2 separate regions of the Homo sapiens genome follow, and region 2 is linked to region 1. Evidence: read pairs that join two places in POLR2A ChIA-PET (ENCODE). Cell type or tissue: GM12878. All regions are shown on one strand.

Region 1 (5,000 bases):
ATTTTTTAAAAAATCAGCTCCTGAAATGTTAACTTTAACCGTATCTTTGTGTTATAATATTATTCCAAATCAATATAAGACTTTATATATTGTCTTACATTCTTGTAATGTCTTACATTTCTTGTAATACAAGAAAGTTTACATTCTTGACAGTTTCCTAAGTTAGGCTTCAATTTGGAACCAGCTTTCTTAAAAAGTTTAAATATTAACTACACCAATTCAGTATTTCAGATCACCAATTTATCTATATATGTGTATATAAAGTAAACCTAGTGTTAAATTTCCTGTGTGATTTCTGACAGCTTAAAAATGTAACAAATCATTAAGATGAAAATAGATGTGAAAGATTTAAGTGCTACTGATGGCTATAAATGCATGTATTCCCTTAAGCGTGATACCAAAACATTCCTACACAGATCATTCAATAAAATGTTCCTGAAACTTATCAGCTGAGACCAAATGTCAGCAGCATACCAAAGTGGCACTAGGAATACCCTCGTCAACAACAGTGGTTCTTTTATTCTTTCAGCCCTTATCCACATTTCAGACACTGACTGCTACAGGGTCCCTTCCCAAAAATAACACCATTTAGACACTCTGTACACTAAGTGTACACAATGCAGAACACTTAGTTATTTGTCTTCTCTAGAGAACCTATGATCAGAGGAAAGAAACTCTTACTACTGATCTTTACCATCACTTTATAATTGAGGATTCTCTTAAATTTTAAGACTACTACCTTAGCTTTAATGAGCTCTGTTGCTGCAATGGCAGTTTCCCTACCATGAACTAGATTCTCAGAAAGATTCCTTATGCTCAAAAGGAGTTGACTACCCCTTTGTGGACAAAAGACTATATAATATTTCCTTTATTTTTGCCAACAACCTTACAAATTATTTAATCGGAAAATGAATATATAAAATATGTTATAAAAATAGATATATTTTACTGGTTCCAGCAAGATAATCATAGCATTAAAATAAAAATCCACACAAAATTTCACCAATATAAGAACTTCACTATAATTTCACAATTATATAATCTGATCAATATTAAATGGATATGCTTTCACTACACTTCTACTTAGAAATTTAGTGTCATGTTCTATCATTTGGAGATTCATTCCTTTTATAGTTATGAATTCTGGCTTTATTAAGCTGCCCCAAAATATATATAGGCACCATTTAAGAATCACACACAAACAAGTGGGACACATAGTCCACTATTATTTCTAAATGAATCCTTCTGATGCAAACTTTTTATAGATGGTTAGCCAATATTAGAGTGTGTGTGTGTGTGTGTGTGTGTGTGTGTGTGTGTGTGTGTGTGTTTTAATTTTTTTGAGACAGGGTCTCACTCTGTCATCCAGGCTGCAGTGCAGTGGTGCAATCACGGCTCACTGCAGCCTCGATCACCTGGGCTCAAGTGATCCTCCCACCTCAGCCTCCAGAATAGCTAGGACTACAGGCATGCGCCGCTATGTCCAGCTGATATTTTTATTTTTTGTAGATATGGGGTCTCACCATATTGCCCAAGCTGGTCTCGAACTCCAGGACTCAAGTAATTCTCCTGCCTTGGCTTCCTAAAGTGCTGGTATTACAGGTGTGAGCCACCACTCCCCACCGTTTGTGTGTTTAAGGGAAGATAGACAGACAAAGGGAGAGGTGCCTCTGGAAGACAGAGGGAGGGTTATCAGCTCTAGCTCCCTACTCCTTCCTACTTATGTCCATGTTGCCATTCTTAGATTAGTGGATTTGAAACTTCAGTGTACACAAGAACAAACTGGAGTACATTCTTGACCTCATCAACAGAAATTCTAATTTGTGAGGAGTGGAGTCAAGGGACTTGCATTTATAATACCCCAACTAATACTAATGCAGATGTACGTCACTCTATCCAACTCTAAATATATATAAAGTTACCTGTAGGCCACAGACAAGATTTTGCATGAATCTAAAATTATTTTAGGGTTGGGGGGAAAACATAGTATTATGGCATATATGTATTATAGAACATGTGGAAGAAGGAAATGCTACGCTTCTTGAGATAACTTAATAGCCACTGAAGGCAAAGGTGTTTCGATAAATGGTGCTTAACCTTTTCTGCTTCAGAGCTCAGAGAGAAACAGAAGTTATATTTAAGTAGTGCTTTTAATAAACAAAAGGCAGAAAAGTGGAGGTATTTTTAGTAAGCACATCCGATTTTCCAATATGGTCATAAACAGCAATTTAAATTCATGTTTCATTTTCACTTGTATTTACCTCCGCGTTTTTTGAGATTTTCAGTTTTCATTTTACTTCTGCTTCTAAATTCAGGCCCTTTAAAATCATCTTTGTCTTCATTCAGCACTGGCTCTGGCTGTACAATCACTGTACCTAGAATGATTTCATTTAAAAAACCATTACACATATTAAATGTGCAAGTGAAGTACAAGACTTCAGTTCAGATAAAGCCAACATTGCTGGTACATAGTTTGTTTCTTTCAAGCTTTAGATATTGGTGTAAGGACCTCACAAAAGTAAATAAAACAGGGAAATAGTAAAAGGGCCAGGTGTCAACAGTTTATTTGTTGAAATATAGTTCATAAAAACAGGAAAGGGAGGTATTATGGAGTGATTACAAAACAAATGTGTGAATCAAACAGAAAGCCTCAACCCAGTTCTGAATTTTTATAGTGCCTATCACAAAAGCTGTTATGAATATGAACATCTATGCTAAGTTCCATAAAGAATTCATAAAATATGTGTGGTTCAGAGGGAAAAAATTTTTAAAGACATCCTATTTTCATAATCCAAATCATAAACTCAGAAAGATTTTTAAGGGTAGTTTTATATTGCAAGGGAGGGGTATTGGTGGGGGAAATGAAGTTCATTCTATTACTCCTGTATCTATACTGCAGCATTTCCCAACTGGTATGTCAAAGTTTCACTACTCTGTAAAGTCCTTAAAGAGTTTTAACAGATTAAGATACTTTAGCTGAAGTACCCTAACAATAAATTGTAGAATGAGATCATTTGTTGATCCCTATGTTAATATTTTAGAAAGAATGTCCTTCCTTAACTATAAAACATGTGAATTGAAGAGAGAGGCTGTCAATTTAAGTTTTCATTAGTTCTCTCAAGAGCAAATAAGACAGGCATAGTAAAAAGGGTTTAGGTTTCAATGTTTACCTACATTGCTGGGCTTAGTAACTGGCTATCATTGGCAACAATTAAGGAAAAAAAAGCAGGTAGTCACCAGGGGCTTTCTCTGAAATATGGCTCTATGTTATTCAACAAGCAAATTTTGACAAGTTATAGCATCTAGTTGTTAAATGAGTTTCTGAGTCTCTGAAAGGGTGGGGGGGGGGAGGACACAGATGATTGAGATTTTACAGATTGTAGTAAAATTAAATAATCCCCACCAAAAAAAAGTTATTCACAGCAATCATTGCATGTAGACACTCAGAGAAGCCCCAGCATTTGAAAAGAACTAAAGATTTTAAATTAACAACAACGACAAAAAAAAAAAAAAACTGAATTCTCCCTAGATTTCTTCTAGGGAGAATTGGAAGCAAAGCAGCAGAGTGAAAAGAGCACTCACTAGGCTTTGGATTCAAGCAGACCTGGGTTGAAATCTTAGCTTCTCAATTTAAAGCTGAAAAAGTTCCTTGGGTTCTGAATTTGTTCCTTTATCTCTACAAGCAAAATAATAACTACCTTACAGTGTTGTTTTGAGGATTAAAGGAGTTAATTCTGTAAGAGCCTGGTACTTATACATACTCAATAAATATTACAACAATAATATAAACACCCAAATTTAACCTTATGAAACGGGTCTGTTTTTGTTTTGGTCTGACAGAATTAGGCATAGTTCAGGTTAGTAACATCATATGCTGACTTTCTTCCACAGTACAATTAAAACAAAAGTTTGAATTCCTATTTCTTACATCATAAACACTCCCAGTGACAACCACTGAGAATGTAAAAATCCAAAGTAAGTCACCACCTATGGGACTTAGACTCCCATGTTAGTTGTTTCTGCCCTTGGCCACCAAAACCATTACATAAAATTGTCATAAATGATTTGCAAAACTAAGTAAGCGGTAGGCCCCTATCTCTCTTCTTTCATTAATTTCCTTTCCTCATTTCATTTATCACCTTTTGTAACTTCTAATTTATCCTAGTCAAGGAAAGTCCCATCCCTCCTACCTACTGTATTTTTTAAACTTCCATAATTTGAAAATATGTCATAAAAACATAGACAGGGAACAAGGTTTAATAAGCACTGCTGTAAAAGATCTATGAGAATGAATTTGAAAAATGTGCCAAGAGACTACAACATATTATTTAACAAAGAAAAAAAATCTAAAATTTGACTCTTTGAACCAAGTTCCCTGTCATTCTCATCATCCAATTATATTGCTCTCAGACTTGAGCTATGAAGAGTCCAAGATATTCATTTGGCTATTGTTCCCTATTCTTATTAACAAGGTTTTATGGTTAGAACTTCAACAGTTGAGAGGTATGTGACAAAGTTTTTTAAAAAAGATAACAGCAAGAAATACAACTAAATCTATCTATGATAGTTAACTTCAGCTTTTAGCCTTAGGGAATTTAAGAATGCAATAAGACTAAACTAGACTGTACATGATTTTTAAGTTTTCAGGAACAGTCATTACATTTTTGTATAAAGCAAGCACATTAACATTGACTGAACCAAAACCTAATATATTAAATTTTTAAACCTGCTTACACACTGAAGTATAATTTGGAAACTAAAGCCCCTTGTCTAAAACTCAAAGGAAAGAAAAAAATAGATTTCATTCTTTACAAAACCAACTGAATATTCCAAATTTTTAACTTCAATAACACATATTATCATTGGCATACAAATATATTTCTAGACAACCACTAGGAAAATGCCATGTTTGGTCGTTTGTACATAGTTAACAGTAATCAAGTTCCAATTTTATAAAAATGATGTTTAAAAATTCATTTCAACTTTAACTTCATGAAAAA
Region 2 (5,000 bases), 160 kb after region 1:
CAGAGGTTTCTGCTGCCTTTTGTTTGGCTATGCCCTGCTCCCAGACCTGGAGTCTACAGAGGCAAGCAGGCCTCCTTGAGCTGCGGTGGGCTCCACCCAGTTCGAGCTTCCCGGCCACTTTGCTTACCTACTCAAGCCTCGGCAATGGTGGGTGCCCCTCCCCCAGCCTCGCTGCCGCCCTGCAGTTTGATCTCAGACTGCTGTGCTAGCAATGAGCGAGGCTCCGTGGGCGTAGGACCCTCCAAGCCAGGTGTGGGATATAATCTCCTGGTGTGCTGTTTGCTAAGACCATCAGAAAAGCACAGTATTAGGGTGGGAGTGACCCGATTTTCCAGGTGCCATCTGTCACCCCTTTCCTTGGCTAGGAAAGGGAATTCCCTGACCCCTTGCGCTTCCCGGGTGGGGCGATGCCTCGCCCTGCTTCGGTTCACGCTCAGTGCGCTGCATCCACTGTCCTGCACCCACTGTCTGACAATCCCCAGTGAGATGAACCCAGTACCTCAGTTGGAAATGCAGAAATCACCCGTCTTCTGTGTTGCTCACGCTGGGAGCTGTAGACTGGAGCTGTTCCTATTAGGCCATCTTGGCTGCACAAAGGTCTTTTGTTAATGTGATCATTTCTTTCTTTTTTTTTTTTTTTTTTTGAGATGGAGTTTTGCTCTGCCACTCAGGCTGGAGTGCAGTGGAGCCATCTTGACTCACTGCAACCTCTGCCTCCCGGGTTCAAGAAATTCTCCTGCCTCCGTCTCCTGAGTAAGCTGGGATTACAGGCACATGCCACCACGCCTGGCTAATTTTTGTATTTTGAGTAGAGACGGGGTTTACCCATGTTGGCTAGGCTGGTCTCGAACTCCTGATCTCAGGTGATTCACTCACCTCAGCCTCTCAAAGTGCTGGGGTTACAGGCATGAGCCACCATGCCCGGCCAAAGATTGATCATTTCTACAGGCTTTGATTTCTGGGTACTCTCTGATTAATGATTGAGACTTGCTCTGGGGAAAGCTTGTCTTTTTATCATGGTTTATGTGCTTTTGCTTTGAATGAGCTTTCCTTCTTGCTAAATACCTCAAGGTCTTTTGTGTACTCTTCTTAGCTGTCAAGAGCTATGATGCAGTTCTATGTATACTGTTTTATTTCATTTACTGATCTTTAAATTTTTACTAACACTGCCTACTATATGGCAGGCACTATAAACTGTTGGAAATAAAAAGTTGAACAAAATAAAGATCCTACCATGAAGAAGATTACACTCTAGTGAGGAATACAAACAATGAAATACATAAATTACACAGTCCTGATTAAATGTTACTCCAGGAGAACTGAGCAGAAATAGAGGAGACATTATTCCATAACATACAACAACTAGGCTATTAAAAGCTAGTAGAAGGCCAGGCGTGGTGGCTCACGCTTGTGGCCAAGACGGGTGGATCACCTAAGGTCAGGAGTTCGAGACCAGCCTGGGCAACATGGATATGATATATCCATTATATAAACATTAAAAATATTGACTACTTTTCTTTTTCTTCGTATTTTCAGATTTCTTTGTAATTTTTATGTATTTTTATAAATATAAAGGCCATACAACATAGAAAATGCTTATAATATATTAAGATAGCAAACTCCATACACAACATGTCTACAAGTATAAAAAATGAACACCCTTACCATGAAACATTCATATAGAAATGAATGCAAGATAATATGCAAAAGTAAATGTAGTTTATACTATTAGGGTTTCAGGTTATAGGTGAACATTTTCCAGACTGCTACTTTATTTTAAAAATTCAGGAGGCCAAGGTACGAGGATTGTTTGAGCCCAGGAGATTGAGACCAGCCTGGACGACAGGGCGAGACTCCATCTCTAGAAAAAAATACAAAAATTAGCTGGGTGTGGTAGTGCTCACCTATAGTCCCAGCTACTCAGGAGGCTGACGTGGGAGGACTGCTTGATTCTGGGAGGTCGAGGTTACAGTGAGCTATGGTGACCCCACTGTACTCAAGCCTGGGCAACACAAGATTTCATCTCTAAAAAAATAAACATAAAAAAAATCCATATATATTTATTCTGGGATTCCATTTATTGTGTTTTCTTTTTTTTTTTTTTTATTTTGAGACAAAGTCTGGCTCTATCAGCCAGGCTGGAGCACAGTGGTGTGATCTCAGCTCACTGCAACCTCTACCTCCTGGGCTCAAGCCACCCTCCTGCCTCAGCCTCCCAAGTAGCTGGGACCACAGGCACGCAGCACCACACCCAGTTAATTTATGTACTTTTTTTAGTAGAGAAAGGGTTTTGTCATGTTGGCCAGGCTGGTCTCGAACTCCTGGCCTCAGGTGATCTGCCTGCCTCAGCCTCCCAAAGTGCTGGTATTATAGGCATGAGCCACCGCACCCAGCCCTGTAGGATTCCATTTATGTAAGTTAAAAAAAAATAGGTAAAATAAACCCATAGTGTTAGCAGTCAGGATAGCAGTTATTTCTGGGTGGGAAGGTGGCAATCAGGAGGAATGATGATGGAAAATGCTCTGAGATGTGGGTAAAATTTTATTTATTGATGTGAGTTCTGGTTACATAAGTGTGTTAATTCTGTGAAAATTCATCAAACTGGACTGGGCACCGTGGATCACGCCTGTAATCCTTACACTTTGGGAGGCCGAGGCAGGCGGATCAGTTGAGCTCAGGAGTTCGAAACCAGCCTCGCCAACATGATGAAACCCCATCTCTACTAAAAATATCAAAAAAACTTAGCCAGGCATGGTGGCAGGTGCCTGTAATTCCAGCTACTCCAGAGGCTGAAGCAAGAGAATCGCCTGAACCTGGGAGGTGGAGGTTGTAATGAGCTGGGATCACACCATTGAACTCTAGCCTGGGCAACAGAGCAAGACTCCATCTCAAAAACAAAAAACAAAAAACCAAAAAAAAAAAAAAAAAAGGAAATTCATCAAACTGTAAACTTTTGTAAACTTTTCTGCATAACTGCAACACTTAAAATGTAATTTTAAAGGTTGCTTAGATCAGGCAACTGATTATATAGTCTGCTTTATTAATCATGCAATAAACTGTACATTAAACTAATAATAAATATGTGAATATTTTCCAAAATCATAACTACTACTTAGAGGTGGCCTCAGTCTATTAATTATTATCAACCTGGAAGCTGTAAACAATGTTACCGGTCTTGAGGTTTCATATTTACTTTAAAAGAAAGTGGGGGCCGGGTGAGGTGGCTCACGCCTGAAATCCTAGCACTTTGGGAGGCTGAGATGGGTGGATCACCTGAGGTCAGGAGTTCAAGACCAGCCTGGCCAACCTGGTGAAACCCTGTCTCTACTAAAAATAAAGAAATTAGCCAGGTGAGGTGGTGCACACTTGTAATTCCAGCTACTCAGGAGGCTGAGGCAGGAGGATCGCTTGAACCCAGGAGGTGGAGGTTGCAGTGAACCAAGATGGTGCCACTGCACTCCAGTCTGGGTGACAGAGCGAGACTCCACTCAAAAAAAAAAGGGGGGGGGGGTGGGGAGTGGTTAGGCCTTTTCTAATATTCCTTACCTCTGACAAAATTATTCATTTTCTCACTATTTCTGGTACACAGCACTTAAGTCACTGTCTTATAATCTGTATACATGTCTGACTCTGAAAAAAGTTCACTTTTTGCATCCTAATAACCAAACACAAGACATTCTATATCCCAACAGGATTGTAATCCGTTCCAAATGTATACTAAACCTTAGGCTGATGCTCAGTCTTAAAGCAGAGGTAAAATGACAATTTTCTAATTTCTTAAACTTCTTATATATTTAAAAGTTTAAGACAAAGCTAAAAGACCAACAAACCCCAAATCAACTAATTAATACTTTACAATTTTAATTGCTCTTTTGCTCCATTATTCAATTTCAAAGTACTAGTGAGAAGAACTGATTCAAGATACTGAAAATTTTCTAAGGTATAATAATTTGTTAATCCATCAAACCATACTTTTCTTTTCTGTTCTTTTTTTTTTTTTTTCTTTGAGACAGAGTCTCGCTCTGTTGCCCAGGCTGGAGTGCAGTGGCAGTCTCGGCTTACTGCAACCTCCACCTCCTGGGTTCAAGCAATTCTCATGCCTCAGCCTCCTGAGTAGTTGGAATTATAGGTGCACACTACCGTTTCTGGCTAATTTTTGTATTTCTTGTTGAGATGAGGTTTCGCTATGTTGGCCAGGCTGAATCCATCAAACCATAAATGAACATTGTCTTTCTTTTTTTTTCTTTTGAGACAAGAGTCTCACCCTGTCATCCAGGCTGGAGTGCAGTGGCACCATCTTGGCTCACTGCAACCTCTACCTCCTGGGTTCAAGCGATTCTCCTGCCTCAGCCTCCAGAGTAGCTGGGATTACAGGCGCCCGTCACCATGCCTGGCTGTTTTTTTTTTGAGACAGAGTCTCACTCTGTTGCCCAGGATGGAGTCCAGTGGTACCATCTCGGCTCACTGCAACCTCTGCCTCCCAGGTTCAAGCAATTCTCCGGCCTCAGCCTCCCCAGTAGCTGGGATTACAGGCGTGCACCACCATGCCTGGCTAATTTTTGTATTTTTAGTAGAGACAGGGTTTCACCATATTGGCCGGGCTGGTCTCGAACTCCTGATCTCAGGTGATCCGCCTGCCTCAGCCTCCCAAAGTGCTGGGATTACAGGTGTGAGGCAGCACGCCTGGCCGTCTGGCTAAGTTTTGTATTTTTGGTAGAGACAGACTTTCCCCATGTTGGCCAGGCTGGCCGCGAACTCCTGACCTCAAATGATCCACCTGCCTCTGCCTCCCAGAGTGCTGGGATTACAGGTGTGAGCCACCACACCCAGCCCATAAACGAACATTTTCAACTAAAATTTTAGGATTAAAAAAAATAAAGTTTGAGTAATATTTTTCTTTCAGTCTTCCCCCGCCCCGCCGCCCGCCCCCTGAGATGGAGTTTTGCTCTAATTGCCCACGCTGGAGAGTAATCACACGATCTCTGCTCACTGCAACCCCT

Evidence for each region. Peaks named below come from ENCODE experiments on the same cell type or tissue, not always from the same donor. Only the 100,000 strongest peaks of a DNase experiment are listed, where the experiment ranks them.
Region 2: POLR2A ChIA-PET joins it to region 1 with 9 read pairs; 2 of 35 experiments call an interaction of 5 or more read pairs at or near these places.

Annotation. Positions count from the first base shown.
Region 1 is chrX:77,691,563-77,696,562 of GRCh38, forward strand. It overlaps ATRX (ATRX chromatin remodeler), which reads right to left. Exons shown (of 35, transcript NM_000489.6): 6 at 2,262-2,375. Among named protein-coding and RNA genes, the nearest start is that of ATRX, 92 kb to the right of the region's middle. In GM12878, no CTCF peak of the experiment used is centred here; a DNase peak (open chromatin) is centred at 2,259; H3K27ac peaks cover 341 bases.
Region 2 is chrX:77,846,985-77,851,984 of GRCh38, forward strand. The region is part of intron 7 of MAGT1 (magnesium transporter 1); the gene reads right to left. Among named protein-coding and RNA genes, the nearest start is that of MAGT1, 46 kb to the right of the region's middle. In GM12878, no CTCF peak of the experiment used is centred here; no DNase peak of the experiment used is centred here.